Regions from separate parts of the Homo sapiens genome. Here region 1 is linked to region 2. The links are chromatin contacts, found by Hi-C in ENCODE. All regions are on one chromosome and are shown on one strand. The core of a region is the stretch at or near the end of the contact, and the rest is flanking DNA. Distances in the headings are between cores, read along the strand shown.

Region 1 (3,466 bases), core at 769-3,268, 430 kb before region 2:
GCCCATTTGGGAGCTCTGTCTCTGGAGAGGGCTCAGGCTCTACTGGAGGCTGGCCCAAGGCTCAGGGTCCAAGCAAAACGCAGCTTCACACCCAGGGAGGGGCTTCTGGGGCTGGTACCATCTCCCCAAGGGCCCCAGGAGTCTGGCCTCAAACCTGTCCAACCTGTAGGATCCCAGGCCAGGGACGAGACCTGGGGCTGCTTCTTCAAGGTCTGAGCCCCAGGTGTGGGCCAAGAGGGCCCCAACTGCAGGGACCAGGTTGCTGGTGGTAGAAGGGACTGTGAAGCTTCTAGGATGGTCCCTTCATGCAAGTAGGAAGCTGTCCCCTGTCCTTCCCAAGGCAGAGGTGTGAGGCTGGCTGTCCAACACTGACTCATGCTGGGGCAGGGAAGCGGGGTGTGGGGAGGGCAGGGAAGGGGGGTGTGGGGAGGGCTGGGAAGGGAGGTATGGGGAGGGCTGGGAAGGGAGGTATGGGGAGGGCTGGGAAGGTGGTGTGGGGAGGGCTGGGAAGGGGGAGGGCTGGGAAGGGGTGTGTGGGGAGGGTGGGAAGGGGGGCTGTGGGGAGGGTTGGGAAGGGGGGTTGTGGGGAGGGTTGGGAAGGGGTGTGTGGGGAGGGCTGGGAAGGGGGTGTGGAGAGGGCAGGGCAGGTACCTCCCCGATTTAGGGAGCTGGGTACACCCCTGGGCCTGGACATCAGGTGCAGATGCTAGGGTGGCCCCGTGATTAGGGCTGGGAGAGGGTCAGGCCCAGTCACTGTAGCCAGCAGCCTGAGGATGCCTCCCTCCGGATTCTGGCCTTCAGTCTCTTCAGGCCACGGTGGTCGGGGTCCACCAGGAGGCCGCTCTCTACCGCCGTCCAGGCCTCTGCGTGACGCTGCTCCTCCAGGCAGCACTGCCCGCGGAGAAGGAACATGCGTGCAGTGGGGGCCCGGCCTGGCTGCCTGCACAGGCTGTTCTGGGCCAAGGAGGGCGCCAGCTTCAGGGCCTGGGCAAAGGCCCCTGCGGCCGCCGCCTCATCCCCCAGGCTCAGCAGCAGGCGACCCTGACGGCAGAAGTCCTCTGCCCGCCTTGGGAGGTCACCATCCCCCAGCGCCTCCTGGAGCACATGGTCCAGGTCCCTAAGGGCCCGGCCAAACTCCTGCAACTCGGCCAGGCAGGTGGCCCGCAGACGCAGGTGACAGGCACTGCTGCCACTGGCCAGGACAGACAGCGAACAGTAGCCCAGCGCCTGCCTGGGTTGCCCTGCGTCCAGGAGGGTGCCGGCTTCCTGGGCCGCCGCCTGCACAGAGGACACAGAGAGAGGCAGGGAGAGTGGGGTCAGCCCCAAAAGCCCGGCCGCCCCTGCCCTGCAGAGGTCCTCTGCACAGCCAGCTTCTGCTGGCTCCCTGGGGATGGCGGGGCCCTGGGCTGCACAGGAGCTGCCCGCTGCTTCTGGAGGGGCTGGCTGACCATGGGCAAGGGCAGGAAGGGGGACCCAGGGTAGAGGACCCCTCCCTGCAATTCCCACTGCCCTGGAACCTGCCAAAGTGCTGTTCCGACCCTTGGCCCAAGGCCTGGCATCCTTGCCCACTGCTCTTCTCCCTGGGCCTCGGATCAGGGACCTGGATTTACCTCCTCATGGTCCCCTCCTGGCAGCCCTACCGCCCCACCGGCTGGGCCCAGGTTCCCTTGACTGGGTGACCACACCGGCCTCCTCCCTCGGTCCCTCTGGGCCAAGTCACCTCTCCATCGGGCCCTCTGAGGGGGCTGCTGCCCAGCCCTTCCACTCTGCCCACCTTCTGAAGGCTGCTCCAGGCCTCTGAGCACGTGCACCCTAGCCCCTCTCCCTGGGGCTGCTGGACGGAGGGCACAGCCTGTGCTGTGGGCTGCTGCTGGCCAGGCCTGCCTGCCCCCCCCACTCCTCCCGGGCACTTTCCTGAGCCCACCCAGGCCCAATCGCCTCATCTCTGACCCAGTTTTTTCACAGAGTCAACCACGACCAGAAATCCGCTCGCCTCGCTGGGCTCCTCCTCCGCTCAAGAATCTGCAGGGGTTCCCCGCTGCCTGAGGAACACGCCAAGGTGCAGGCCCCGCCTTTCTCGCTGGCGCTGCCTCTCTTCCAGCAGCCCGGCGGTCCTCGACGCTACCTCCCCCGGGGGGCGCAGCGCACCCAGGACCCCGCCAGGCTTGGCCGCACGGGGCGAAGCCGAGGCCCACGCCCGGGGTCCGTGCAGGGAGCGAGGGGGTCCCACGGCCCCGGCTTTGCTGCTGGGCTCCCGCAGGGCACAGTGTGGCCTCTTCTGCCAGCTGTGAGCGGCGCTGAGCAGGGCAGGGGCTCGAAACCCCGTCCCTCGCCTGCGGTGCGGCCCGCGGGACCGCCCCTCTCCGGGCGGAGGCACCTGACCCCGACCCGTAGTTCACGGCCCGGGGTGGTAGTGAAGCCTCGGCCCGCGCAGGACCCGCACATTTGGGCCGGGTCCATGGCAGCAGGAGGGCGAGGCCCCGAGCAGCTGTCGGACCCCGGGAGCCCCCAGGCCGCCCCAGTGGGGAAGGGCGCTCAATCCGACCCCAGACTCCCCTGAGCCCGCGGCTCGGGCCGCGCAGGCGCAGTGCCACCCGGAGGGGGCCGCCTGCCGAGGGGCGGGGCGCAGGAAGCGGGGCGAAACCACTGTTGGCTCATTTCCGGGTGGGTCCCCGTCTCCAGGCAACCATTTCGCGTCCTGCAGATTCTTGCCTGTGCCGGGAGCCGCCTCCTGGCGCCGCAGCCCAGCCGTATTCTGCAGCCTCGGAGACCCGCGTCCAGCCCCGCCTCCGGGCTCGGTGACCCCCGTTCAGGAGACCCCATCTAGCCGCCTCCTCTGGGCTCCGGGACCATGGCCCCAGCCAGGCTTCCCGCCCCCTGCCAGGCCCTGCTCCCACCTCGAAGACCCCAGCACAGACCCCTCCTCCTGGCTTGGAAACGCCCAGTCCCTCTGGGAGCTCTGAGACCCCACCCCGCCCAGCCCGGCCGCCTCCTCTAGGTCCCGATAACCCAATCTCAGCGTTGCTCTTCAGCTCGGGGGGGGCAGCGGCGCCCCCTCTGCAGCACCGAACTGCCCCTTACACTGGTGTAGCCCCGACTCCGCCATGAGCTCCCTGTTCTTCCTAGTGTGGTTTCTGTTTTCCTAAGTGGCCCCGGAGTGCTAGAACCCGCTGGTGTCAGGAAGCATTAAGGAGGTGAAATCCTGCCCAGGCCCCACTGGGGTGTAGTTCTGCCTCTGGGACCCCAAAGCCTGCTGTGCTCTTGGCCTCCCAGCCTGCCTTGTCCCCACGTGCCTTCTCCCGGCCTGCCATGGGTTTGGGGTGGGCTTCCTGCCGGGCAAGGTGCCCCTGGCTGGCTCAGTCTGGCCCTGAGGGCAAGGTCCTCTTCCCTCTCTTGCACCCAAGTCACCTGTGGCTTATACTTCCCATACAAAGAGGCTGAGAGGTCGGTGGGGTTGTAGGGCTAA
Region 2 (3,157 bases), core at 258-2,757:
GCCCTTGCCAGGCAGGGACACAGAACTGGGCCCCAGGGAGGACTTGCATCTGATCTTCCCTGCTTCACCCTTTTTCCCCACGGGACTCCTCAATGCCTGACCTGCTCTCCGCTTCTAAGTCTGGCCACGCGGGGGCAGGGCCTGGCCAGGCCAGGATGCAACCTCGGCCAGGGCCATGGCCTTGGGGACAGCCTGCCTGGGCTCCTCGAGCAGGCTCGGGAGACACTGCCCCACTGGAGCCAGGGCTGCGTCAGTGCCTTGCAGGTAGGCAGCCCGGCTGTCTCCCTGGCGAGGCTTGACCGGCAGCTACCCCTTCCCAGGCAGATCCATGACCCCATCCCTACCCAACAGCCTGGTGGAGGGCAAGGACCAGATGGCACAGACCAGCTTGCTCCCATACCTCCTGCCCTTCTTCCCTAGGGGCTGGCAACAGGCCAGGGATGGCTGTCCTGTCCTAGCCTGGCCAGGGTTCTGAGAACCACCTCCTGAGCTGGAGGAGGAGGCAGGGAGAGGGCCTGAGAGAGTTGGGGCACCCGTAGAAGAAGGCCAGGACTGCACAACCTTGGCATCTGTTGGCTACCTCCAGGCCAGGGGCAAAGGAGGCCTCTGCTGGGCTGCAGGGTGAGGGTGGGGAAGGGACCCTCTCTGCAGGTGGGAGTGGTTCGCAGGCACCATAGTAACTTCCCCAGGCCTCCTCCCAAACCTGCAGAGGCTTCAGGCAGGAGCAAGGGGGACCTGGGTGCAGAGATATGGGAGTGACCTTGAGTCCTTTCTAGCCAGCAGCTCCAGCCAGGTTGGGCCCACCGTTGGGAACCTGCCCTTGGCGGGGTTTAGGCAAGACAGCGCCCGTGTTCCTGGGCTCCAGCACCTCCCACCCACTGGGGCGAGCAGGTTCAGAACCGGCCTTGGCGGTGCAAAGCTGCAGCGGTGCCCTAGTTGGCTAGGCAGATCAAGACCTCCAGAGCCGGGCCTGTAAACTGAGCTGTTCTCTGCCCCAACCCCTGTAGAAAGATGGTCAGGGTGTGGGGAGGGTGGGTAAAGGGGTCGATAGACCCTCGAAAGGACGGCAGGGAATGGGGCTGTGCCATTGCTCATGGCCCTTCTCTAGGCGACACTCACCTGGTGCCAGAAACAGCAGAGGTAGCGGCCAGTGAGCGCTTCCTCCATCCGGGGCTCGGGCGGCGAGCTGGCTGCAAGACTGGGCACCCTGGAGCCGTGGGAGCCTTGGGAGCCGAATCTGGGTTCGAATCTGAGCAGGGAAGCGGTGCCGACCGCGGAGGATCCAAGGCAGAAGGCCCAGCGCACCGCCGCCGCCAGCTCCTGCCCAACCCGGCTCCGCTGGGCTTTTCCTCTGGGGTGGCGCCGGCCCCGCGCCCCTCCCCATCCGGGGCGCCTCTGCTAGGACACCGGGGTCTCGGGGTTTCTCAGGGCTGCTGCGTTTCACCTCCTTTAACGCGGAGGCGCGGAGTTGCACGTGTGGGTCTCAGTGGAGCCGCCACAGGTCTTATTACACAACAAAGGGCAGGGAGGGCAAGGCCAGGAGCCTCGCGGGGCGGCGCAGAGACCCCGCATCGCGGGCGCGACCCCTGCCTCGGGCTCAGGCTGACTCTGCGGCAGCTCCAAGTCCCGTTGCCGGGCAGGACTTCGGTGCTCCGGAAGGGTGCGGGGCAGCAACCTGGCCAGGGCAGCGCCTCGGTTTCCTTCCAATTCATTCTCGATTCCCAGATACTCAGATGAGAAATCCGCACTCAGGCCGTCAGGCTCCTGGGCCCGGGCCACCCTGCCTGCGCTCAGCCCGGCCCCTCCGCCGCAGCGCCTCGGAGTTTGGGGGCTACAGGGGAAGAGGAAGCGTCTGGTCGGCTCCCGTCCGAGCTGCTCCACCTGCGCCGCTGGCCTTTCCGCCCGCTACGCACCTGGGCCCCGAGAGGCCAGAGGGGAGTGTCCCCAGTGGCCCGGGTCCCCGAAGGTGGCCCAGCTCGGGCGCTCGCGCAGCCGGGTACTCACCTTGGGGGCGCGGCGGCAGGAGAGCGCGGGCGGAGAGGTGCGGGCGCCCTGGGACGACCAGCCGAGGACGCCTGGTGTTTGGACGGCTGCCCCCGCGCTGTCCCCCCGTGCGAGGCGTGTTGGCCTCCGTGGCCTCGCGAGGGACCGAGGGCGGCGGGTCCGAGTGCCGCCCGCCGGCCTGGGCAGTGGCGGAGCGCGGAGCTGGCGGCGCCTCCGCTGTTGTTTTTGAGCCGCGAAGCCCGAAGCAGCAGCCGTTGGGTGGGGGCGAAGGGGAGGAGGCGGGGGCCGGGAGGCGCGAGGGGGGCGGTGGGGCCCGGAGGGGGCTTCGGAGGAGCCGGGTTCTGGCGCGCGAGCCCCGACGCCCCCTCCAGCGATCGCAGGGCGGGGACGGGGGCCGAGGGGAGAATGCAGGAGAAAAGCGGGCCGGGGCGACGGGGAACGCAAAGCTTTTAAATTAGTAATCAAACGCAGTAAAACGGAGCAAAACCAGCCCGGACTCGCGTCCGAACTATCGGCGCGTGTGCCCCGAGATCCAAGGAAGTCGTGTGGAAAACCGCAGCCGCCGCCCCATCTTCGGCCCCGGCTGGGGCGGGAGCAGCAGCGCGACGCGCCGCGACGCAGGGGCAGGGTGGGGGGATAGTCACCTCGCCTCCGGGGCCACCTGGGTCCTTTTAAAGTGTCCGGGGTGCGGGCCCCGGGCGGGAGCGCCGAACACGGAATGTTTTCTTAAAGGGCCAGTTCCGAGCTGCGCTGAAAAGGGGGGGGGGGAGAGGGGGGAGAGATAAGTGAGACGAAGACCGAGAAGGCCGAGGAGAGCCCCCCAATCCCGCGCCGAGGCGGCGGCGGCGGCGGCGGCGGCGCGACGATGAGGATGATGAATACATTGCAAAGTTTTTTTGGCCCCGGCGAGGGGTGTCAGATTGAGTGCTCTGTGCGCATGTGCGAAGGTGTCCAAACTGACAATGCTGGGGAGATGAAGATAGTGTGTGGCTGCTTCTGGACTCAAGGAGGAGGAGAGAGATTCCGCGAGCCGACACCATGCGATCCAAGGCGAGGGCGAGGAAGCTAGCCAAAAGTAAGTCTCCCGCGCTCGGCCGCGCCGCGCCGCCGGGGCCCGGGCCGCCGGGCCGGGGCGCCCGGGCCAGGGGTGCGC

Evidence for each region. A loop is a pair of places that touch in the nucleus more often than their neighbours do.
Region 1: a map of chondrocyte shows a loop between it and region 2 (4-fold over the local background). The contact joins the enhancer-like site here to the promoter of PRDM16-DT in region 2. A Hi-C loop is called at or near these places in 2 of 168 maps with a recorded cell type or tissue (adrenal gland and chondrocyte).

Annotation. Positions count from the first base shown.
Region 1 is chr1:2,640,618-2,644,083 of GRCh38, forward strand. TTC34 (tetratricopeptide repeat domain 34) reads right to left here. Exons shown (of 9, transcript NM_001242672.3): 9 at 1-1,278. The coding sequence ends at 751. Among named protein-coding and RNA genes, the nearest start is that of MMEL1, 9.3 kb to the left of the region's middle. Within about 2 kb of position 2,019, at least 32 of the 41 ENCODE cell types and tissues checked have a DNase peak (open chromatin) inside an H3K27ac peak, as active enhancers do; they include adrenal gland, where a contact is called at or near this core.
Region 2 is chr1:3,066,218-3,069,374 of GRCh38, forward strand. It overlaps PRDM16-DT (PRDM16 divergent transcript), which reads right to left and starts at 1,508. Exons shown (of 6, transcript NR_015440.1): 1 at 1,120-1,508. LOC124903827 (translation initiation factor IF-2) reads right to left here. Exons shown (of 5, transcript XM_047436614.1): 2 at 2,005-2,754; 3 at 1,120-1,831. The coding sequence ends at 2,731. It overlaps PRDM16 (PR/SET domain 16), which reads left to right and starts at 2,986. Exons shown (of 17, transcript NM_022114.4): 1 at 2,986-3,079. The coding sequence starts at 3,043. RefSeq lists an enhancer at 1,305-1,879.